Linked DNA regions of Homo sapiens: all the other regions are linked to region 1. The links are chromatin loops, found by intact Hi-C in ENCODE. Cell type or tissue: dorsolateral prefrontal cortex. All regions are shown on one strand. Region 1 holds the start of LOC105370619 (a long non-coding RNA gene). Region 2 overlaps TTC7B (tetratricopeptide repeat domain 7B). Region 3 holds the start of LINC02317 (long intergenic non-protein coding RNA 2317).

Region 1 (8,000 bases):
GTGTCCTCTCTGGCTGCAGCTGCACTCCTTGCAAGAAGGGAGGGGGTTCTGGTGAGGGAGGGCCAGAGCCCAGGTGTTCACACCTGCGTATGCTGAGCCTGTGTGGGGTGCTGGGGACATGGAGACCCTGTCCCTGAGGAGTGTTCAGCCCTGGAGAGGGGCTGATGGCCATGCAGGTCACCATGGAGCTGAAGTTCTCAAATGGGGGTAATTGTGTCTCCCAGGGACCATTTGGCAATGTCACAATTGCCAAGGGATACTGCTGGCATCTAGTGGGTAGAAGCCGGGGCACTGCTAAAAATCCCACCATACACAGGACAGCTCCCCACCACGTGGACCTATCCAGCCTCCAAATATTAACAGGGCGTCTTGGGACCACCAGCGTGCTGCCAGGGAGCCAACTTCTGCCTGGTCAGCTAACTCCACCGTCCCAGAGCCTGGGGAATAGCGAGGAGCGGCTGGAGACTGGCGCATGAGATCACCTCTCATGGCGCGACGCTGCCTGATCAGGTAACTGCGCTGACTCATCAGGCTGCCATCCCGTGGCCCTGGAGAGTGGCTTGTGGTCTTTGGCTCTGGGGTAGTGAGAGCCTGCTGGCCCTGGGAGGGTCCAGCCCTTTTCTTAGGCTCTTCAAGTCCCAGCACACACATGGGGACTGGCTCTCTTCTCAGGGTGGCCGAGGCCCTGCTGGACTTGGAGAGATACAAGCCCTAAACAGGGGGCTTTCTTCATACTCAAGCATCCAGCTGCCTTCTCTGGCCTATCTCTCTCAGAAAATGGACAGGAGGCTCCCGCCTGTGTCCCTGCTCCAAGACTTTCCTGCCCAGAGCACTGAGGCCCAAATGAGAACAACCAAAATAGGGCAGAGGCCAGATCAGAGTCCACATCTTATCTTACTTTTTTGAACTCCCCTGCACCTTCCAGATAAAACCTCCATCTGCCCTTCCAATGATGTGACTTTGCTTCAACTTGCTTTTCAATTTTCTTCTTTGAGACGGAGTCTTCCTTTGTCGCCCAGGCTGGAGTGCAGTGGCGCAATCTTGGCTCACTGCAACCTCCGCCTCCTGAGTTCAAGCAATTCTCCTTCCTCAGCCTCCTGAGTAGCTAGGATTACAGGCATGTGCCACCACACCCAGCTAATTTTTGTATTTTTGGTAGAGATAGGGTTTCACTATATTGGCCAGGCTGGTCTCGAACTCCTGACCTTGTGATCTGCCCACCTCAGCCTCCCAAAGTGCTGGGATTACAGGCGTGAGCCACCACGCCCAGCCAACTTGCTTTTCTAACTGCCCCCCTTGTCCCTCTCAAAGCCCTGGACTCTTCAAAGTCCCTGCCCTCCTGCCACATAGCCCACCTCCCACCCCATCAACACTGACTCTGCCTCCCCCACCTCGTCCCCACTGACAAGCCCAAATTTCACTGTTCCCTCTTTGGTCACTTCTGCCTCAGCGCTTCCGTTCAGCACTTACTGCATTTGAAATTCAAACAAAAGAAAATGGCTTTAGGAAACTTTTTTTTTAACCAAAAAAAAAAAACTTCTTGTACTTTTTAAAAACCAGAAAAGTGTAGAGAAGAAAACAAAAGCCTTAAAATGCTTCATTCCTAGAAAGCCGCCGCTAACAGCTGGAGAACATCCCTGCCCGTGTCTCAGCGCAAATACACACCAATAAATCCATGTTTCCAACTCCACAGAAGCCGGATCTCTTTGGCGTGGCTGCTTGTTCATCCATCAATGTGACATGGAGAACCTTCCGTGTCAATACAAACACCCGTGCGCTCGCTGACCCAGTTGTGGGAACGTATTCCATGGGATCCACAGATTCTAATCGAATTCTTTAGTTCCCAGTTAAAGGACTTTAGATGATTTCCAACTTTTTATTTTAACAAACAAGACAAGATTGTCCAATGTATACTTTGAACCAATGGTGATCATAAAAATAATAACTACAGTGCATGAAATACCAGTTACACGCCTGGCATCCCTCGAAGCACTTTATACACAGTAACTCATTTACTCCTCCCAACAAACCTGCAAGGCGGGTACTGTTAGTGCCCATTTTACAGACAGGTAAAGTGAGGCATGGAGTTTATGCTAGAGGTCAAAAGTTAGTAAGGGGTGGCTGGGCGTGGTGGCTCATGCCTGTAATCCCAGCACTTTGGGAGGCCAAGGTGGGCAGATCACAAGATCAGGAGATCGAGACCATCCTGGGTAACACGGTGAAATCCTGTCTCTACTAAAAATACAAAAAATTAGCCGGGCGTGGTGGCGGGCGCCTGTAGTCCCAGCTACTCGGGAGGCTGAGGCAGGAGAATGGCGTGAACCCGGGAGGCAGAGCTTGCAGTGAGCTGAGATCGCGCCACTGCACTCGGGCCTGGGTGATAGAGCCAGACTCCATCTCAAAAAAAAAAAAAAAAAAGTTAGTAAGGGGCAGAGCCTTCATAACCAACTTGCCCATGCTGGGGGAAATGTTTCTAATCTTTTTAATAATCTAATGGGGGGGTGCAGAAAATCTGAATGTTGCTTTTATTTTCATTTTTGTTACTCATCAGGTTGATTTCTATTTTTTGTTTTTTTCTAAGTGTTGATAAGCATTCATTTTCTTTTTTAAGAGATGGAGTCTCCCTCTGTCACCCAGGCTAGAGTGCAGTGGCACCTGCAACCTCGAACTCCTGGGCTCAAGTGGTCCTCCTGCCTCAGCAGCCTGAGTAGCCAAGACTGCAGGCACACACTGCCATGCCCAACTCACTTATTTCCGTTTTTATTAAAAAATTTTTTTTTTGTAGAGATGTGGTCTCACTGTGTTGCCCAGGCTGGTCTTGAACTCCTGATCTCACGTGATCCTCCCACCTCGGCCTCCCAAATAGCTGGAATTACAGGCATGAGCCACTGTGTCCAGTCTTAATTCTTTCATGAGTTACTTCTTAGCCATGTCTTTTTCTCATTTTTCAACTGAGGCCTTCACAGTTTATTGATGAATTATAGTGCTTCATACACCGTGGAACTAGCCCTTTGTTTTAGAGAGGGAGGCCCTCTAGGCAGGGATTGCACCATCCTCACCCCATTTCCCCAGCCTGGCATGGAGTCGGCTGCCAGTACCTGGGGTTCCAGGAGGCGTGACACCTCATCATTCAAAAGGGGGCTCTGGAAGCTCCTAGCGCTTGACAGGGGCCCGACCGATTTATCATCAACTCTAATGTCTGGTCTGCCCGCTTGGCCCAATAATAACTCCCTCTGTTTGCTCAGAGCTTGTAAAGTTTAGAATGAACGTCCTCACACACTCATCTGATTTGATGCGCACGCAGCCAGGTGAGCCAGGCGTGATGCATGAGCCCCTTGTTAGAAATGAAGAGACTGGGACTCGTAACACAGAACACGCCAAAGCGCCCATGGCCGAGACTGACGTCCAACTCAGGGCTTCTTGGTCTAAGGCTCACCCGCTCCATCTCTGAGTGACAAACTCAAATCAGGGGCCTCTCAGAACCCCAGTTTGCTGGTCAGAAGAATGGGGTGGAATTTTCTGCCTGCAGAGGACAGGGCCCTCTAAAGGCCTGGCTCCCTGACACGCCTGGAGACTGGCACACAGCAGTCCTTGCACCCGCCCCGTTCCCCACCCAGTCAGGCCAGGGCTGTGGGCCAGGCCAGCCTGCCTCTCAGAGAGCTCCCAGCTGGGGCTGAGCTCAGGGAGGGAGCCAAGGGAGCAGCGAGCAGCGAGCAGCGGGCGGCACAAGGGCCCCTTTGTGCCTGTTGCTAAGGGCCCGGCTGTATTTACTCACCTTCAGTAAACAGGAGGTGCTGGAGGCCCCGCTCTGTTATGACAACTTAAAGAGCATTTTCTTTCCTTCCTCAGCTGCTCATGCCCCAGGTAGCTCCAGGTGAGTCCCCACAGTGGAGGGGCTTCCCTGGGGCTGAGCTGGAGCTGAGTGGCAGGGCTAGGGAGCATCAGAAGGGTCACTTGGCTCAGCTCTTGAGGCTCTGATGGGGACGCTGACACTGGAGGGGGTCCCTGGCCCAAGGTCACAGGGGAGGGTCAGGCCAACATAGGCCTGACAGCTGCGGTCTGTCCTCTGCACAGAGCTGATTTGGGAAGCGTCCACCTGTCCCTCACACACTGGTTGTCAGCGTTTGGCTAAGTCCCCAGGCCATTCCCCGGGGAGGTTAGAGGGAGGCTGCCCAGCTCACCTCCACCCAGAATTTTCTGGAACCAGGCCCTTGGAGGCAGAGAACAACTTGAGTCATGGTCATTTTTTAAGGGTCTTAATGTCTTACCGACACATGGAGATCACGTTATAAGAATCATAATATTGTTTGTAATGCTTATGGTGAACAAATTACCACTTTCAGCCCCCACTGGGGCAATAGCCTAGTGGTAGCTACCAAGTAGATACAGGATTTATTTCCGACACATCCAGGTTTAGGAGCCATAGGAGGTGCGTCCAGTGATGGGACCCTCCCTGGTGGCTGTGAAACAAACTTCCTCTGGCCCTGCAGACATCGTGGTTGTGCCTGAGTCTGTAACCTCCTTTGGAGAGAATGTCAAAGGCTTATGTTTGAGGCCCTTAGTGTGCAAGAAGGCTCCTGTGACAGGCCCAGCCCAAGGCAGCCGGCAGCCAGGTCTCCTGCGTGACCTTTAGCCAGTGCTCACCCCCTCTGACTCCCTTCCTCCAAGGGAGGGGTGAGCTGTGCTGGGGCTCTGCCTCTCCCCACACTGAGGGCTTGGAAGGGCTGGGGTGGAGGCATTTCTGGACTGGAAAGTGATCTCCAAGAATCCCTATGACCCCTGGGCAGGTGCCTGGGGGCTTCCAAAAGGCGGGAAGCTTCTCCTGCTGGAGTCCCACCCTCTCCTCCTGCCGCACACAAGGGCTCTGTGTACTTTGGTGTGGCCTGGACTGCAGGCAGGGAATCCTTTGGGGGAACCGAGCTGCTGTGTGGATTTCCTCCACGGTGGGGGCAGCCCATCCTGGGGAGGCCTCCTTGCCCCAGGGCCACCTCGTCCTGGCAAACAACCCACAGCTCAGGGTTCGGCCTGGGGTGGCTGTGATCCTGGCCCAGTGTTCTTTAAAAGAGTCAGCTCTGGCTGCCAGCCTGGCAGGGGAAGGTCAGGGGCACGCAAGAGCACACAGGCTGCCTCACCTGGGTTGGCGTGGCTGGGTTTGCCCCCAGAGGAAGCTCACCCTGCAGTCTGGGGCTCCCACCGGGCCCTGCATCTACCCCTCAGCACATTGCTCTGGCAGAATCAAATCGTGTCAGTGGGAGCTTCTGAGTGAGCCTCAGACAGATGGTGAACAGCAAGGAGGGGGCAGGGCCCTGTGGGGCTGAGCCCTCCCCCAGGCCCAGCCCTGGGCCCCCAGAGCTGGCCTTATTGTCCTCATTTACAGATGAATAATCTGAAGCTCACAAGGCCCCAGGAAGCATGGGGACAACATAGGGGACAGTGCTGTGTCTGGAGATGGGCCTGGAGCAACTGTGTGTCCCATCCCTGGCAGCTGCCTCTCAGAAGGAAGCCGAGAGCCCCACGTGGCCATCCATCGGCCACATGACATCAAGCACGTTACTCGACCTCTCTGGGCCTCAGGGTTCATAAATAGTACCCACCTTATGGGGTTGCGGCAGTTAGTGAATTCATACTTTTTAAGCACTTAGCATAGTGCCAGAAATAATCATTACATACGTTTCTCAAATAAAACAAATATACTGTAACGGGATGATGACAATGAGAATGGCGACCATTACAGGACGAAACTGTCTTGGAGAAAGCAAAACAGCTCAAGCCTGCAGACCTCAGAGAGTTCTTCTGCTAAGGTGCCTCTAGGGTGCCTGGATTCTGGGAGAGGGGTCACTGCCTAAGGTGATCTGGGCTGGACTGGTCCCTGGGCCACTGTCTGGGAGTTCTCTGAAGGCCAGGTGGCTCACAGCCTTCCTCCTTGGCCTTCCCTGATCTCTGCCCAGCCTGGCAACTCACTTCAAGGTGCTGTTAAGACCCTTTTCTCCTGGGCACTCAGCCCTGCTGCAGGTGTGACGTCAAAAATTGATCAGCCTCTGCTAATCTGACCCAGGTGGGGTTCTCTGTGTATGGCTCTGTGCTGGGCACAGGTGCTTGCAGGGGACACAGTGGAAGGTCCGGCCATCAAGGTGCCAAAAGGGTGAAGGGCACACTGATCCGAACATGCGTCACCCTGGATTTCTTTTTCTCTTTTCTTTTCTTTTCTCTCTCTCTCTCTCTCTTCTTTCTTCCTTTATTTATTTTTTTTTTTTTTGAGACAGAGTCTTGCTCTGTCACCCAGGTTGGAGTGCAGTGGTGCGATCTTGACTCACTGCAACCTCCGCCTCCCAGGTTCAAGCAATTCTCCTGCCTCAGCCTCCTAAGTAGCTGGGATTACAGGTGTGCGCCCCTACGCCCAGCTAATTTTTATATTGTTAATAGAGACGGTGTTTCACTGTGTTGACTAGGCTGGTCTTGAACTCCTGACCTCAGGTGATCCACCAGCCTCAGCCTCCCAAAGTGCTAGCCGGGAGCAGGGGCTCACGCCTGTAACCCTGTCGGACTTCTGTGTGGGAGGGCAGGCGGCAGGAATTATGGACCCAGGAACAGGACAGACCAAATCAAAGTGGCCTCAGAGAGGCAACATGGCTCAGCTCAGAGCCAGGCAGGAGTGTACAGTGCCCCAGGGCTTATACTACTGTCCCTGTGTCAGAGGTGACAAAGCTGGAGCTCAAAGAGGTAAAGGGACTTGCCCAAGGCCACAAAGCTAGTAAGGGGCAGAGCAGCACCTCGCAAGCCTCTGGGGGTTCATGTTGCTTCCAGGGGCCAAACCTTGATTCATTCTGAGCCTGATTCAAAAGCCAGATTTTGATACCCCTTCTTTTCCTGGGCCCTCCTTTCTGTTTTGTTTGGGGAGAAGTGGACAGGAATGAAGGGGGAGTCAGCGGGAGTCTGCCCAGGCAGAGGGGAAGAGCTCACTCTGATTTGCATGACCAAGAAGGCGGGCACAGGGGGAGCTGGCTCTGAGGCCCTGGCTCCTGGGTTTCTTCCAGCAAAACAGTGATGGGGGCAGGGATGAGGTGTGTGCTGGCTCACGTGAGTGACACATTGGGAGCAGAGCAGCATCGTCTAACGAGAACAACTGGGCTGTGCGCCACCAAAGGTGAGGCGGGGTGGAGGGGGCGGTAGAGCTGGGTGAGCCACCAGAGATGGGAACACAGGGCCACTCGTGCCTTGCCTGGCTGTCTGACTGTGTCACATGCAATAATGACAGTCACTGTTTGTTGTCTGCTACTATGTGCCAAGCACCAGGCAAAGCACCTTCTACATGTTACCTCCTCGATCCTCACAACAGCCCCAGGAGGGGTGCTATTATCCCCCTTTCAGAGTAGGAAACTGAGGCTCAGGGAGGTGAAGAGATATGGCCTTGGTCACAAAGCTGGGGTGCAAACCTGGGTTGGCCCTGGAGCCTGGGCTTTGAGCCCCAGCCCCGCCCTGCCTCTCTGCACCTCTGTCATGGCTCCTGAAGGATGTGGGTGCTGGCCGGGCACAGTGGCTCACTCCTGTAATCCCAGCACTTTGGGAGGTTGAGGCAGGTGGATCACCTGACGTCAGGAGTTCAAGGCCAGCCTGGGCAACATGGAAACCCCGTCTCTAAAACAAAAATTAGCCAGGCGTGGTGGTGGGCACCTATAATCCCAGCTACTCGGGAGACTGAGGCAGGAGAATAGCTTGAACCCAGGAGGCAGAGGTTGCCGTGAGCCGATATCACACCAAAAAAAAAACAGAATGTGAGTGGAGGAGCTTGCCCCAACCTGTGGCCAGAGGGCATTGGAAGGAAGCAGAAGCCTCCGGGTGGTCATGGACGGTAACATCAATTGGCCCAGACTTTCAGGAAAATACCAGTGCCAGGCTCTTGGGGCATCATGATGCTGGGACCAGCTGCACCACATCCTGAATGGGCGTGGGGGTGGGATTCAGGGGAGAGCTGAGTGGAGTGGCTGCTGTCAGTCATCTTG
Region 2 (8,000 bases), 54 kb before region 1:
CAGTTTTCCCTTGGAGAAACGTCTTCAGAAGACATCTTTTGAACCCTTCTGTTCCTCTGGATAAGGCCCAGGCCCAATTAAGCTGATGAAATAGACTTGAAATACCCTTCCCGCTTTCAAATGGCCATCTTTAGACGTGGATCTCTTTCATCCGAAGTATCAGTTTTCTTTCCATACATAGAAAGAATGACTGGCAGGAAACAAAACTTCATGATAGTCCAGTGAGAAGGCCTTTTCATCTGTTAATTGTATTTTGCTTTCTTTCATAATTAAAAAATGTTTTCCAAATTGAGGAGAATAACTTTTTTTTCCTCTAGAGCAAGGCTTATGAAGTATTTAGTGCCCAGCCTTCCAATGCGTCCATGTGCTTGTTGAGAGGACCCTGAAAAGTGCACAGGCCCTCATTTCTCTCTTGCCTTTCCTCGCTATAACTGCAGTTCCAACTCACAGTGCCGAGGACAAAGTAGTGCCTCCTACTGGATGCCTCCTACTGGACACTTCATCTTCGATCTTTGCTCTGTCTTCTGTCTGGTGACACACACTCTTCGATAGCTGCTTGATAGTTTTAGCTTCTTCGATAGCTGTGTGAAGCCCTTTCAACAATTATTGATACTTGGCTTAAGGATTACCTTTCTCTACAAAGAACTTTGAAGCCTCATATGTCGTGTCTGCTGCGTGTGCTCTCCTAGTACACAGTGAGAGGGGACTTTCTTGTTTACTGATGGGGACCCTGCTGTTGGTCACCTGCCCCAGGTCACCTGTAAGTTAGGAGCAGAAGCAGAACAAGAAAGTCGTGAAATCGTATGTTGGTGTGGTCCCTTAGGAACCCAGAGCTTCAGTGACAGGCGGTGGAAAGATCGGGAGCACGGTGCTGGCGCCAGCTGCCTGGGTTCCAGTCCCAGCTGTGTCGCTTACTAACTGCGTACCCCGAGATAAGTCCCTTCATCTCTCTGTGCTTCCATTTTTCTCGACAGTGAAATGGGAGTAATAACAGTGCCCGGTGGTGTTGCTGTGCGGGTTAAATGAGTTAGCAGGGTGCCTCACACTCCGCAAATATCAGCTCTGAGTGTCGCTGTCATTCTCTGTAATCCAGGTCGCGCCTGGGCTGGGAGATCCTTTGCGTCTGTTTGACAGTGAGTGAGTCATCTCCTGGCCCCATGGAGCTTCCCTTTCTGCACCAGCGTGACTGACTTTCACTGGTTGGAGGAGCCGAAATGAGAATATATCTCGGTGCGTGGTCGGCCGCGAGCACGATGCTTCGCTTTTGAGTGTGACTTGCTGCCTGTTTCTGCAGAGCCAGGGCCCTGGTTTTGAGGTGGAAAAGGGTGGGAGAGTGCATTGGTGGAGGCCCCTGGGGTGATTTGTTCCTAGGCGGAGATAGAAAGTGTTGGATTTTGAGCAGAGGTCATCAGAACCAGCTGTTTCTCTCCAGCCAGGGCTCCTGCCTTGGTGCAGAGGCTTTGAGTGTTTGCTGGCTTGGCCTTGGCACAGCCTTTGCTGACCAAATGAGTGCGGGAAATGACTTCGAGGCAGGATTGGATGATGCAGCCATGTGATTTGACATGAGATCACGAGGCTTGGTCAGGCTGATTAATGGAACACTCCAGCACAGTGGGATGTCAGTGTATTACAAGCCAGACCTCAGGGAGGCCCTGCTAGGCTGTAAGTGGGGCTCTCACTCAGTGTGCTGGGTACAGCCGGGTCCCCAGGCTGATCTGCAGTGTTGACTCCGGGCCTGAACATGGGAAAAGGCTGGAGGAGAGCCTGTGCTTGAGGGCCCTTGGTGGAGGGAGTCACCACCACCCCCAAGTTCATACACTCAGCCCTGTTGACCCCAGGCATACTCTTCCTTGTCAGACTCTGTATCCCATTTGGAAGGCATGGGCGTCACTATCCTTCGACAGAGACTACTGTGGAACAGTGCCCTGCTGGAGCCTGCAGAGTCTCCCCTGGCCACATGTGTGTCCCTGGCTGCTTGCTCTCTGTCCACATGGGCAATCACAGCTGAGAGAGGCTCAGGGGGCAGGCACCTGCCTGAGGGCTGTTATGTCCCTGTGTAGGCATGTCCAGGCGCAGGCGTGTCCAGGTGCAGGCATGTCTAGGCTCAGGTGTCTGTTGGCTTCACAGGACTCCAAGGCCTGGTCCTTCTGTTCTCTCAGTTCACTCAGACAAGATCCCCCTCTGAGAAACAGACTCACACTAATCACACTCTTGACAGACTGAGTTCCCAACCAGAAACCAAAATGATGATTTATAAGGATTTGCACTTTTCCTGGGCCAGACCCCCTGTGCTCTCTTGCCCTCCTCCACAGAGGAGCTTGCCCTCTAGGCTAGACATCAGGCCCCTCCTCCCTCAGGTCAGATGAATTCTCAGCTAGTGGAGTTTCTATTAGTCACTCCCCAGTCGTCTGTTGGGACACACTCTCATCCCTGGATGGTGACTTGGGACACAGCCTCAGCCCTGCATATGGCGGTTCCCTCTGTAGATTGTGATCACAGTGTCGGTACAAGGCAGGATCTTCCTCCCATCCTGGTCCGGGGAGAGGGAGTTTCTTCTGTTGCCTCCACCCTTACCCCAAACCTAGATGAAAGCAGCCTCCCCTGCTTTCCACAGCACCGAGGCCTTTTCATGGCTTTCACCACTGCCTTAAGGAGGGCGGGCTCCTCTGGGGAGGAGATATGGAGACCATGCGGGTCTCACTGGGTTTGCAGTGCCTGCCACCTTGTCTTTGAGGCTGCAGGTGATAGCGATGGCAATAACCAATTAAAGATGGGCCTGTCAAATCCCATCAGAGGGGCAAACCCAGTGGAGAGGATTGAGTGGGGGGAGGTACTGGTGGAACAGGTGTGAGGTGAGAATCAGGTAACTGGAAGTTTTCTTATGATGTAAGCTATTTCCTCACATCCTTTTGAAACTGCACTTTTTTAGCTTATAATATTTTCTCCTTCTTGAGCATCTGTGTCCTCCTTGGAGTAAAAGGAATGTCCCTGGGAATAAGAACCTCTGCCGTCCATCCACATGACTCCTGTTTGGTTACTTGCCCACCTCTCCCCAGCAACCCTCCTGCTCAAAACAACATCATTTGGCACAGGGATAGTCTCTGCAGACATTTTCTGCTTGGTGCTTGGATTTCTCCTACCACTGCAGCATTTTTCTCAGTGCTGGCCAGGGAGGCATGGCACCAGGCCACCCTGTCCTCACCGAGGACTAAAGCCACAGACCCAGAAGCTTCATGGGCCCAGGGCAGGCTCTGAAATGCAAGCATGCGGTGCCTTTTGTCACTAGGCATTCCTTTGCTTCAGCTTAAGGAAAAAATGAATGCTGTGTTTATTTCTGTTTTCTGTCTTGGAGTCTTAGATGACTAATTACGGGCAGTACAGTTCAGTCTGTCATTAGTAATTATGATCTAAAATCATTTAAAATCTGACATACTCTAGCCGAACCATTTATTCTTGGAAATTCTGCCCCGTTATTTCAGTGTGATTTGACATTGAGGTTCCACCTCCTTCCTGCTTTGCTCCCTAGCTTGAATCAGGCCTTTCGTTTTCACTTCTGTGGGTTGTTCTGTGTTCTCAGATTCTGGTCCCGATTCCCGCTCCTTACTTCCCACCTCCCTGGATTTTAGCCCTGCTGCTGCCTTTCATTCCTCAGCCACCCCCATCCCCCACACCGCCTGCCTCTGAACTCAGCCAGAGGGGATGGCTGTCACTCAGAATGTGGCATTCTGTGCCAACTGGGCCTGCTGCTTCCAAGTCATCTTGGGCCTGAATTGCTTTCCCACCATTTGGTGCTGGTCCCAGAGACTCCCCATTGAGGGCTCGGGGGCTCTCTTTGGGCCGTGTCAACCCCACGTGTGATCTGGACCTTCAGACCGAGTTTAAATCACTGAGCCCAAAGGTCTAGGGAGAATATCCTGTAAGAAGTCTCTCCCAGCATCGAGGCTGAGTCCCTAAAACGGACCGGTTGCAGATGGAAACCTTTGGACCTGACACTCACCAGAGAGTTAGAGGCACTGCAGACTGAGAATCCCATTGAAATGCGCTAATCTAATCACCCCCTTTTACAGATGGGGAAGCGGAGGCCAGACAGGGGAAGGGACTCACCAAGGGTCCAGAGCAGTGAGTGGCCAACCCACCAGGAATCCTGACTCCATCGCTTTTGAAGGTTTCATGTCCACTCTTCCTATCTGTAAAATGGGAGACTAGCACCTGCCTTCTTGAGATGGGGGTGGGGATGGAGGTAAAAGAGATCAGCTCTCTGAACTCCTCCAGGGCTAACGCTGCCCTAGAGAACTTTGTCTCCACTCTGATGGACGGGGGGAGTTTCTCATTGTTCTCCGAGGCTCAGACAGCCCCAGCTCTAGGTCTCGTGGTCATGCAGCATCCACTGAGCTTGGCGCCTTTCTCTTTCGCTCTCCACTAGAAAGAAGTCTTTGTGTCTCTTCTTGCCCCTTACCCGCCTAGATGTGTCTCTCCCTGCTGTGTGGCATGCCTGCACTCACAGCTGCCCTGAGCCCAGGACGTGCCTGAGTTGCCAGCCTCAGCGTCGATAGACGAGCTCATTTGGATACAGAGAAGTTTCCAGGTTAGCCTTTGGCACTCATGTTGCCAAGGTGGGGTTGCTTAGGAGGAAGGAAGACAGATCTACCAAGAATCACCAAGTCTAAAACCCTCAGGCTCTTGCGGGGTGCTGACCTGGAGCCAAGGCAGGCCTCTCTCCCCTGCACAGATCCACGGATGCCTGCTCTGGGCCCTGGCCCTGGAGACCACCCCTCCCCGCCCCCGCCTTCCCCTTTCAAATTGATGAGTGCAGCTGACCAAGGAATGAGAGTGCAATTGTGTGAGGCTCCACCCAGAGCGTTTGGTGCAAGCCCAGTCTGGGGTCAGGAGGTGGCCTTCCCTGTTACCTGGCTCCCGGAGGCCTCAGCAATCACCTGGGGAAAGGAGAGAATGGAACAAACCAACCAAGGTCTGAGGGCCTCAATGTCCAGAACACTCCAAGTCACTGAGAGCTTTGGAAAAGCCCTTAGAGAACTCCTTAGCTAAAGGGGAGCCTCTGCCAGGGTTCCAGGGCTCTAGACCACTTTGCCCCAGTAGGAAATTCCCCACCCCATGGGCCTTGCCTGCTTTACTGCCCACCACGTTCACTGATGAACGACACGTGATCTCTCCCTTCCCTCCTCCAGTTGGCTTCCTCCGTTTTCTCATCTGTGTGGTATTTATATAACAACTGTCTCTTAAAATACCTTTCCAGGTGTTAGTGTTTTCATTCTTTTTTTTCTTTTTTTGAGTCTTTCAGAACATCAACTAGTCAGTCACCCCAAGGGCTTGTGAAGGAGGAGGGTACAGGCACAGACACACCTTGTCTTATTGCCCTTTGTCTTATTGCACTTTGCAGATACTCATTTTTTACTAATTGAAGATTTGTGGCAACCTTGCATTGAGCAAATCTATCAGTGCCTTCTTTTTTTTTTTTTGGAGATAGAGTTTCACTTTTGTTCCCCATGCTGGAGTACAGTGGTGCGATCTTGGCTCACTGCAACCTCCGCCTCCCAGGTTCAAGCGATTCTCCTGCCTCAGCCTCCCAAGTAGCTGGGCACCTGCCACCATGCCCAGCTAGTTTTTGTATTTTTAGTAGAGACAGGGATTCCACATATTGGCCAGGCTGGTCTCAAACTCCTGAGCTCAGGTGATCTGCTCACCTCAGCCTCCCAAAGTGCTGGGATTACAGGCATGAGCCACCGTGCCTGGTCTATCAGTGCCATTTTTCCAACAGCACATGCTCACTGTGTTTCTCTGTGTCACACTTTGGAAATTCTCACAATATTTTAAAATTCTTTTATTATTATTACATCTGTTGTGATCTTTGATATTACTATTGTAATTGTTTGGGGGCACCATGAACCACACCCATATAAGACAGCAAACTTAATAAATGTGGTCCTGACTGCTACACTGACCAGCTGTTCCGCCATCTTTTTCCCTCTCCTTGGACCTCCCTATTCCCTGAGACACAGTAATATTGAAATGAGGATCATTAATAACCTTACAATGGCCTGTGAGTGTTCAAGTGAAAGGAAGAGTGGCATGTTTCTTACTTTAAATCAAAAGCTAGAAAGGATTGGCCAGGCGCGGTGGCTCATGCCTGTAATCCCAGCACATTGGGAGGCCGAGGCGGGCAGATCACGGGGTCAGGAGATCGAGACCATCCTGGCCAACACAGTGAAACCCCATCTCTACTAAAAATACAAAAATTAGCCGGGCATGGTGGCGCATGCCTGTAATCCCAGCTACTCGGGAGGCAGAGGCAGGAGAATCCCTTGAACCAGGGAGTTGGAGGTTGCAGTGAGCCGAGATCACGCCACAGCACTCTAGCCTGGCAACAGAGCAAGACTCCGTCTCAAAAAAAAAAAAAAAAAAAAAGCTAGAAAGGATTAAGCTTAGTGAGGAAGGCATGTCAAAAGCTGAGACAGGCCAGAAGTGAGGCCTCTTGCACCAGTTAGCCAAGTTGCGAATACAAAGGAAAAGTTGTTCAAGGAAATTAAAAGTGCTATTCCAGTGAATACTCCAATGATAAGAAAGCGAAACAGCCTTATTGCTGATAGGGAGAAAGTTTGAGTGGTCTGGATAGAAGATCAGACCAGCCACAATATTCCCTTAAGCCAAAGCCTAATCCAGAGCAAGTTCCCAGCTCTCTTCAGTTCTCTGAAGGCTGAGAGAGGTGAGGAATCTGCAGAAGAAAAGTTGGAAGCTAGCAGACGTTAGTTCATGAGGTTTAAGAAGCTGTCTCATAACATAAAAGTGCAAAGTGAAGCAACAAGTGCAGACAGAGAAGCTGCAGCAAGTTATCCAGAAGATCCAGCTAAGAAGGTGGCTATAGTCAACAACAGATTTTTATTTTTATTTATTTATTTTTTGAGGTCTCACTCTGCCTCCCAAGCTGGAGTGCAGCAGCGCAGTCATAGCTCACTGCAGCCTTGAACTCCCGGGCTCAAGTGATTCTCCTGCCTCAGCCTCCCAAGTAGCTAGGGCTATAGGCACGTATCACCACAACCCGCTAATTTTTTAAGTTTTTTGTGCAGATAGGGATCTCACTATGTTTCCCATGCTGGTCTCAAATTCCTGGCTTCAAGCAATCCTCCCAACTCTGCCTCTCAAAAGTGTTGAAATTACAGGCCTGAACCACTGTGCCCAGCCCAGCAGTTTTTTAATGTAGATGAAACAGCCTCCTATTGGAAAAAGATGCCATCTAGGACTTTCATAGCTACAAAGGAGAAGTCAGTGCCTGGCTACAAAGCTTCAATGGATATGCTGGTTCTTTTGTTAGGGGCTGATGCAATTGGTGACTTTGAGTTGAAGCCAGTGTTCATTCACCGTTTTGAAAATCCTAGGGCCCTTAAGAATTATGCGAAATTGACTCTGCCTGTGCTCTGTAAATGGAACAAGAAAGCCTGGATGATGGCACACCTGTTTAAAGCATGGTTCAATGACTATTTTATGCCCACTGTTGACACTTATTCAGAGAAAAAGATTCCTCTCAAAATATTATTGTTCAGTGACAATGTACTTGGTTACCCAAGAGCTCTGCTGGAGTTGTACAAGGAGATGACTGTTATCTTCATGCCTGCTAACACAGCATCCACTTTACAGCCCATGGATCAAGGAGCGATTTAGACATAGATAGTGATTCCTCTGATGGATCTGGGCAAAGTAAACTGAAAACCTTCTAGAAAGGATACAGCATTCTAGATGCCATTAAGATCATCCATGATTCATGGGAGGAGGTCTAAATATCAACATTAACAGGAGGTTGGAAGAAATTGATTCTGACCCTCATGGATGACTTTGAGGGGGTCAAGACTTTGTTGGAGGAAACAACAGCAGACGTGGTGGGAATAGCAAGAGAGCAAGAATGGAGCCCGGAGATGTGACTGAATTACTGCAGTCTCATAAAACTTGAATGGATAAGGCATTGCTTCTTGTGGATGAGGCAACAAAGT
Region 3 (8,000 bases), 59 kb after region 1:
CCAGCTACCACAGTGATCAATCAGCTCAGGGCAAACCTTGTTTCATCCAAACTTTTACTTCCTTCTTCTCTCTGCAATGAATTATTTTAAAGCACATCCCAGACATCTTTATTATTATTATTATTATTTGAGACAGTCTTGCTCTGTCGCCCAGGCTGGAGTGCAGTGGCGCGATCTCCACTCACTGCAACTTCCTCCATCTGGATTCAAGCAGTTCTCATGCCTCAGCCTCCCGAGTAGCTGGGAACAGGCTTCATCCGGGTTCAAGCAATTCTCATGCCTCGGCCTCCCGAGTAGCTGGGACTACAGGAGTGTGCTACCATGCCCGGCTAATTTTTGTATTTTTGGTAGAGATGAGGTTTTGCCGTGTTGACCAAGCTGGTCTTTAATTCTTGGCCTCAGGTGATCTGCCTGCCTCGGCCTCCCAAAGTGCTGGGATTACAAGCATGAGCCACTGTGCCTGGCCTCATTAATTCATCGATAAATGTTTCTGTATGAATCCCTCAACAATTAGGACTCTTTTAAAGCATAATCCCAAACACGATTTTCACATTGCTCAAAAATTAAAAACAATTCCTTGATGTTAAGTATCCATTCAGTGTTCAAATTTCCCCAATTGTCTCATGAATACGTCTCATTTTTATTGTCACTGTAGTGTAGTTTGTTCGCAAGAATCAGAATCCAAAGTCCATATGTTGTAATTGGCTGATATTTCTCTTAAGCTTCTGTTAATCTATAAATTCTCCTTATGTTTTGTTTTTTTTTTCTTTTATTCCTTTTCCTTCCACTTTGTTGATGAAACCTGTAACTTTTTTCCTGAGAGGAAATCTGGCCGCCTCCCTGTGGTGAGGGTTAAACACCTTGACATATTAACATGCCCCCCAGTTCTCTAATTCCTATAGCTGGGAGTTACCTCTAGAGGCTTGATCCGATTCAGATTTGATTTTTCAGCAGGTGTTGTGGTCTTCCGTCAGAAGGAACATCATATCCGGCCATGTATCTTTTTATGATGTTAGTTATCATTGGTGGATCACTGCCTGGATTCATTGTCCTCTAAATGGTGATAAACCGGCCACGGTGATGGACAAGTGGCATATTCAGTTAACGGACTCACTGTGCCCTCCCTCCTTCCCCATCCCCGGCAGTATTGTGGGCGAGGCTTGACCTACTCTGTGATGGGGTTGGAGGCAACACTTCCTGCCCACTTCTCCCCTCTTCCTCCCCACTCCACATCCGTGTGGGAAAGCTTATCATTAAGGGAAGGCTGGCAAATTAGAAAGAGCCTTGAGTCTGGGCCTAGCCCTGCAGATGCCAGCCTCAGAGGTTGCTAGGATACACCGCTCCCAGAGCCTCCTCAGAGCTGCATCCTTCTGGAGCAGCTCAGGGACACTGATGGGCTGTCTGTGCAGTGGGGAGGTGGGAGGAGGAGTGGCACCCCACAGACAGGCCTGCAAAGAAGGGGTTGGTCCGCACTCCTCCCGGAGCTCCATGGAGCAGGGAAAATGTCACCCCAGAAGCACCTGTATACAGGGATCAATTCGGACCGCCCACAGTGAAGGCCACTCTGAATTGTAAAAGTTCCCCAGTCTTATTCTTCACTGTACTTGCATTTCTTCTGCAACATGTCCTTCTATATATAATTCAGAAAACATAACCTGAATGGACGAATGCCAGCCCTCTCCCCAGCTCCTGTCTGCCTGGTAAACTTCTGGTTCACCATAAGGCTCAGCAATGAGCTGTATCCTCATCCTCAACCCAGCCTTCAGGACTCCCTCCCTGTGCTCCAGATGCCCACGCTGACCTCTGCTCACACTCACAGCAGCATTGCAAGTGCCTGTTTCCCCACTGGGTCTCGTTCTCCTCTGCACTCCTAGCACTTAGCACAACGCCTTGCATAGGTCATCTTGAATGCATATGTGAAAGTGTCCTGCTTGCATGCCTCTGGAGACAGGGAGCTCACTATCACAAGACCGCTCATTCTGACAACTTCAAAGTTCTTCCTTAAACACAGCTGAAATCTACCTGTCAGAAACTTCTACCTGGGAACCTTAGGGAGGCTGCCAGTGCCACACTGAACCAGCCAGCTGCCTCTTCCACAAGACCACTCTTCAGAGTTGACTCTCTCTCCATTGTCCTCTGCAGCACCCACCAAAAGGTAGTGGGATATGGGTCAGACATTCACATTCTAAGTCACCAAGCTTGGCTCCCAGGAAGCCTCCCTAAGGTTAGAGGTTCTGGTCCTACTACTCCCTCAGATACCTGCACCCTCACCCTGGTCCCACTGGGACATCACCCCAACGGCCCAGAACTGTAGGGCACAAGTCTCGACGCCAGAGAACCCAGGTGGAGGGTAGAGGGTGGGCCTTGCAGCCTCCCTGGGTGTGAGAGTATCTGTCGCCACCCTTTCCTGATGCAGGTTAGGGGATGCCAAGTCCTAAAGAGGAGGCAGTTTTCTCAAAAATCACCCAGGGAATCTGTGCTGATCTCAAACTAGAGCTGAGAGAGGGAGAGACGCAGGCAAGGAAGAGGAGGGAGCAATGCGCTAGGATCAAATTCCACAGTTGACCTGACATAAGCCAGCTCACTGTGATTTACGCGCCACCGTCCTTGGGGTGGCAGAAGAGCTGAAATCCTTTCTGACATCTCAGGACCAAACTTGTCAAATCTCAGCAACAGCTTTTCCCCATCAGCACCCCAGGCTCTCTGAAGACTGTTCCTCGGAATAGCCTGGAGCTGCCGAGCCAGCCGCGACGGCTCCCGCCAGACTACACGCCTGGCTAAGAGCTCAAACGAGTCACAATGGGGAGGCTAGTGACCCCCATCCAGGGACGGCTCCCGCCAGACTACACGCCGGGCTAAGAGCTCAAACGAGTCACAATAGGGAGGCTAGTGACCCCCATCCATTCCCATGGCATCGTTTGAAGGGCTCTGGAGCCAGCCGCCTGGGTTCGAATCCTGACTGTCCCCCTCACCAGGTCCGTGGCCTTGGCCATCACTCAACCTGGCCCAGCCTCAGAGTCAGTGCTTGTCTCTGAACAATTAGGGCTGCGTGGGGGGCTAATATTTAGGACACGAATAAAATAATGTATAAGGCTTAGCCCAGTGTGTGCTCTTTAGAAAACATCAGTTAACATTAACCATCATTCCATATGTTCACTTCCTGCCAGGCTCTGGGGAGGAAAGGGAGCCCATGGCAGACCAGACCCCTGGCCGGCCAGGGTCCCCGGGGTCTGCGAGGAGGACGTTCATGGGCGAGTGTGTGGTGGTGGGTGAACTGCGGCAGAACCCGAGATTAACAGCTGGAACCCTCTCCTCTTGCAGGTGAGGAAGATGACACCTGGCAACACTATGCCTCACCCCTAGTTAGTGGCTCAGCCCAGACCTCGGGCTCCCGCCTAGCCCAGGACTCTGCCCGACTGTGGCCTTCTGGGCAAAGCTGGCACCAGGGTCAGAAGCCTGGGGAGCAGAGAGGCCCATTGTTAAGGCTGGGAGGCGGAGTCAGGAAGCCCAGGATGTAAACCAATGGGAGACCACGGTGATGATGTAATGCTCGGCCTTCACCTTCATTGGCTGCCGGTCCTGCCACTCCAGACCCTGCTCTGGGGCTCTGCCTTTCGCCGCAGGTTCTCCCGCAGAGGGGGTCATTGGTCTGGGAAGGAGATTGAAGAGTGGGGGTTGGAGGCTGAGGACTGAGCCGGGAGCTGTCGTCCTTCCCTGAGCCTACCAGGGAACTGACTGCTGCCTTTACTAAACACAAAGCTCCTGGGCGAGCCCGGGGAGCGGGTTCTAAACACCCCACCTCCTGGGGCAGCGCCGCGCCTGGCGTCTGCGGGGATGCAAATCTCAGGAGTGTTAGGAGGAGACAGAGGCACCAGCCCCGCTAGCCTGGGAGGCAGCCTGGTACCCAGGAGGGAGGAGGGTGGGGGCCTGGGTCAGCAGAAATAAAGCATGCAGCTCTGTACTTACCACCTCCTCTAAACATCTGTGATGATTATAGGTCTGGGTGAAAAGCGTGGGACCCTCAGCCCAGAGCCGCACAAGACTTGGATTTGCTTTGGAAACCACTGTGCTTTTCAACAAGATCGTTCAAATGGCCTGGGTGGAGACGGGGAGCTGGAGAGTTGGGGATGGAAGCCGATTTTAAGCCTGGAGGAATCCAAACTGCACACAGTAGTCCAAGGCCCTGCCCCGCCTCCGTCCACCACCATCCTCCCCCCGCACCCCCGCCATGAGGTCCATGACTGTATCCTCATTTCACAGATGAGGAGACAGGCACAGAGCAGCAGCCATGGCCATGTGGCCGGTCACGCAGTGGAGGGAGGCCCGGGGGCAGGAGAGGGGCGCCTAAGGCCACACAGCAGGGCTGCGCCGGCGCGCATGGCTGAGAAGCAGGTTCCAGGAGTTTCTGGGAGTTCTTGCTCAACATCAAGAAACTTCCACCAGGATCCACGGGGGGAAGTGGAAGCAGCCTTGTGATAGCAGTTTCAAAGGCCTGGGCTCTGGCAAATAGGAAAAAACAGGCTGAGAAAACATATCAGGCAGGCCTGCTTGTGAGGGAACCTGGCAGACATCCAACCAGCAGTCTGGTGGCCAATTCGGTACATCAGACATGCGCTTAATCCATCATTCGGCAGCGGGCAGGTCACTGGCCACACAGGCTTCAGACCTCCTGGCTTGAGGGAACTTGGGGTTGCCATCAGGCCCGTATGAATCAGAAATTCTGGGCTTCTCATCCCCCACCAGGCACTCCCACACTGTCCCTCCTCTGCATGTTTGCCTCTCCATTCTCTCTACCTTCACTGTCTCGGTTGCCTATGGTCACAGTGATACTCAATAAACCACCAAATCCAGTGGCTTAAGAGCATGTGCTTCCTTCAGCAGGGCAGTTCTGACCTTGGCTGGTCTCACTCATGTGTCTGCATCTGTGGTGAGCTGGCAGATTGGGGTGTAGATTGGGCTCTCCCACTTGTCCAGGTCCTCAGCTGGGACACCTGGGCTGGCTTGGCTCTGCTCTGTGTGGCCTCTCATGCTCCAAGAAGCTAGCCCAGGCTTAAGTACACTGAGGTGGCAGTTGCAGCCTGCAAGGCCTCTCGTGGCTTAGGCTCAGGACTGGCACATCATCACTTCTGCTGCACTTCTCCCTGCTAAAGCAAGTATTGAGGCCACCCAAGATCCAGAAGGTGGAGAGGAGCAGCAGAGCCTCACTGCAAAGGGCACAAATGTGCAGAGGCCCTTCTCTGGATCCACAAATGCAGCCAGTGTACAGCAAACACCATCTCCGCCCCCTTCTCTCCACCTGTTGGCATACTTACTGTTCTTCAAGGCCCACCTGAAGTCTAGCTCTTTGTGAAGTTTTACCTAAACATTCCACCCTACACCCACCATAAGCTAAATGAATAGCAGGATACTATCTGGGGCGCTGGGTCCCAAAAGAAGGTGCCTAAAAGAGAAACAGGATGTGACTGGTCCTGTGGGCTCCGGTTGGGGAACTCTGCAGCTGGGACAGGAACCCATAGACACCAGGGCCCTCCCCTGCCCAGGCCTTCGGGGAGCCCCTTCTGAGGATGAGAACCAAGGTCTGAAATCCCATGCTGCAGGCAAAGGCAGGGACTTCCACCCATCCTCCTGCCATCTACCAAGTATCCACTGAGGGCCTGCGGGTTGTTCTTGGCTCTGTGCTAGGCGCTTTCACGCATCATCTCATCAAACCCTCCCAACAACTTACAAGGTGGTTATTGCTTTCCTCCCCATTTTACAGATGAGGAAACCAGGGAAATCAAGGGTGTTTGAGTGACTGACCGAAAGTCACACAGCTAGGAAGTAAAGGAGCCAGGATACAGGCCCAGAGCTCTGGTTTTATCTGAAACCAAAACCAGAAGTTCCTCTTCCAGCTGCCCACCACCTCTCTGAGTATCAGCCCTGCTAATGACAATGATAACATCAGCTCTGCAGCATCGTTCTAAGCACTGTACGTTAATGCGATCAGTTAATAAAAGCATCTTGCCTTAATTAATTTACTCCTCTCAATAACCCTTTGAGGTAGGTACAATCTTTACTGCCATTTGACAGATGAGGCACAGGGAGGTTAAGGGATTTGCCTAAGGTCACACCACTGGGAAGTGACAGAGGCAGGCTTTGAATCTTCACACACTTGCTACCACACACTCACCATTTTTGTAGTCAGGATTTCATAGGCTCAGGGTCCGAGGGGACTGGGGCATGCCAGGGGGGTGGGAAGGTAGGATGCAGAGCCGAAATAGGAGACACTGGAGCTGGGACAGGAGCCCAGAGAGAAGATGAGCAGCAGAGCATGGTCTCCGGCAGCCTGCGTCCCTCCTTTCCAAGTCACGATGCCAACCAGAAGCCCTAATCGAGGGTGGTGCTGGAGAGGCTCTGGGAGGAGACCGGGATGGTGGCGCATATGGCCGTGCCACCCTAGACCGCCCTTCAGGGAGGGTCCTGATGGCCTGGCTTGGCTTTTCTGCAGAAGCATCAGCTGGGGACAAGTAAGGGGTGGGGAGGGAAGCGAGAGGAGACGGAACTGCAGACTGGGCAGACTGGGTTCCCCATTAGCCAGGCCATATGTCCAAATGTGGACACATAAGTGCGAGCAGGCACCAAGCCTGGCGAGCCCAGCTGCAGAACAGCATGGGGAGAGCTCGCCCTGGGAAGCATGGCAGTGGGCTACAGAAAATAGGGAGGCTGCTGTGTACCCTGCCTGAGGCTGACATCTACTGTCAACCACCCTCTCTTCTAGCCACCCTGGGAGGCAGGGGCAATGGAGGCTCAGAGAAATTCATTGATTTGCCTGAGTTCACAGAGGGACTAATTGGGGAGGGCAGGATTTGAATCCAGGACTGCCTAATTCCAAAGCAGGTCCTTAGCCAATGCCCCAGACCCCTGGCCAGTTTGTAGGGTGAGAGGGAGTGCCCCTGTGGGCCTCAGTGATAGTGGCTGGGTTGGCTGACACCCCACCCAGCCTGCCAGAGGGGCACAAAATAACCTAGGCCCTGAGTGAGTGGGCAAGGCCTGGGCTCACATTCCAAGATAGGCTCTCAGAGGGCATGAGACAATATCACAGGGCTTAAGCATAAGGATCGTGGCCTCTAGTTAATGGAACACTTTTCTGTGCCAGGCACCAGCTAATGCAGTACATCTGTGAGCAGTCGCTTGCTCCTCACAGCAGGACCATGGGATTGATGCCGTCATTACCATCCTCCCCATGTTATAGATGAGGATATTGAAGAGAGGTGACATCTAAATGCAAGCTGGTATCCTGGATTAGATCCCAGAACAGAAAAAGGACATTGGTGGAAAAACTGGAGACATCTGGATAAAGTCTGGAGTGGAGTTAATAGCAGTGTACCAATGTTAATTTCTTAGTTTTGATGAATGCACTAGGTAATGTCAGATGCTAACATTAGGTGACACTGGGCAAACAGTATATGGGAACTCTTGCTGCAACTCTTTTGTAGATCTAAAATTCTCTCAAAATAAAATGTTTAAAAATAAAAGAGGTTAAGTGACTTGCCTGAGGTCATGCAGCTAGTGGGTACCACAGTGAGGATTTGGTCCCAGGTCGTCTGGCTGCAGAGCCCAAGCTGTGACCACCACACTCTGCCAACTCAGGACACCACTCTGTCACCTGCCCCTCCCTAGGAGGCTTTCACCCAGGGCTGCAGGTGCCCATGGGCATTGTGTCAGAGGGTGGACAGGCCTATGCCCAGCGCCATGGCAGGAGGTGCCAGGGCAGAGTTCCCCACAACGCAGTATTGGAGGGAGAAGCACACATACCTGGGTCTGTGCTCAGTCCCAGCCCTGCCCCATCCTAGCTCCAGGACCTTGGATGAGCAAATTCTTCTTTCAGATGTCTTCAATTATCCAAATCCTGACTGTCTTCCGACGCCCGATCCAACTCCCATTCTCTCCCTCTTGCCATTCCTTCTCCTTGGGCATCTTCTTTGCATGTGGAAAAAGTGGGGTTCCAGACTGGATATTTC

Evidence for each region. Hi-C counts contacts between places; a loop is a spot of excess contacts. Peaks named below come from ENCODE experiments on the same cell type or tissue, not always from the same donor. Only the 100,000 strongest peaks of a DNase experiment are listed, where the experiment ranks them.
Region 2: a loop joins it to region 1, with 1.0 times the contacts of the local background. A loop is called at or near these places in 7 of 110 quality-filtered maps.
Region 3: it touches region 1 in a loop (7-fold over the local background); 6 of 110 quality-filtered maps call a loop at or near these places.

What each region holds. Positions count from the first base shown.
Region 1 is chr14:90,509,495-90,517,494 of GRCh38, reverse strand. It overlaps LOC105370619 (a long non-coding RNA gene), which reads left to right and starts at 286. Exons shown (of 2, transcript NR_135274.1): 1 at 286-510; 2 at 1,608-1,689. RefSeq lists enhancers at 3,536-3,830, 3,817-4,329, 4,548-5,380, 7,048-7,881. In dorsolateral prefrontal cortex, a CTCF peak has its summit at 3,517; DNase peaks (open chromatin) are centred at 3,644 and 5,497; H3K4me3 peaks cover 505 bases; H3K27ac peaks cover 6,476 bases.
Region 2 is chr14:90,563,823-90,571,822 of GRCh38, reverse strand. The region is part of intron 19 of TTC7B (tetratricopeptide repeat domain 7B); the gene reads left to right. Among named protein-coding and RNA genes, the nearest start is that of TTC7B-AS1, 75 kb to the left of the region's middle. RefSeq lists enhancers at 1-476, 1,256-1,756, 1,757-2,257. In dorsolateral prefrontal cortex, no CTCF peak of the experiment used is centred here; DNase peaks (open chromatin) are centred at 3,172, 3,663 and 4,422; H3K4me3 peaks cover 1,120 bases; H3K27ac peaks cover 7,936 bases.
Region 3 is chr14:90,450,072-90,458,071 of GRCh38, reverse strand. LINC02317 (long intergenic non-protein coding RNA 2317) reads left to right here and starts at 2,955. Exons shown (of 3, transcript NR_146492.1): 1 at 2,955-2,975; 2 at 3,168-3,321; 3 at 5,759-6,009. LINC00642 (long intergenic non-protein coding RNA 642) reads right to left here and starts at 2,842. Exons shown (of 4, transcript NR_033986.1): 1 at 2,694-2,842; 2 at 1,521-1,630; 3 at 914-1,053. RefSeq lists enhancers at 2,976-3,593, 3,373-3,667, 3,594-4,211, 5,476-5,525. In dorsolateral prefrontal cortex, a CTCF peak has its summit at 3,633; DNase peaks (open chromatin) are centred at 1,341, 3,551, 4,326 and 4,561; H3K4me3 peaks cover 972 bases; H3K27ac peaks cover 5,130 bases.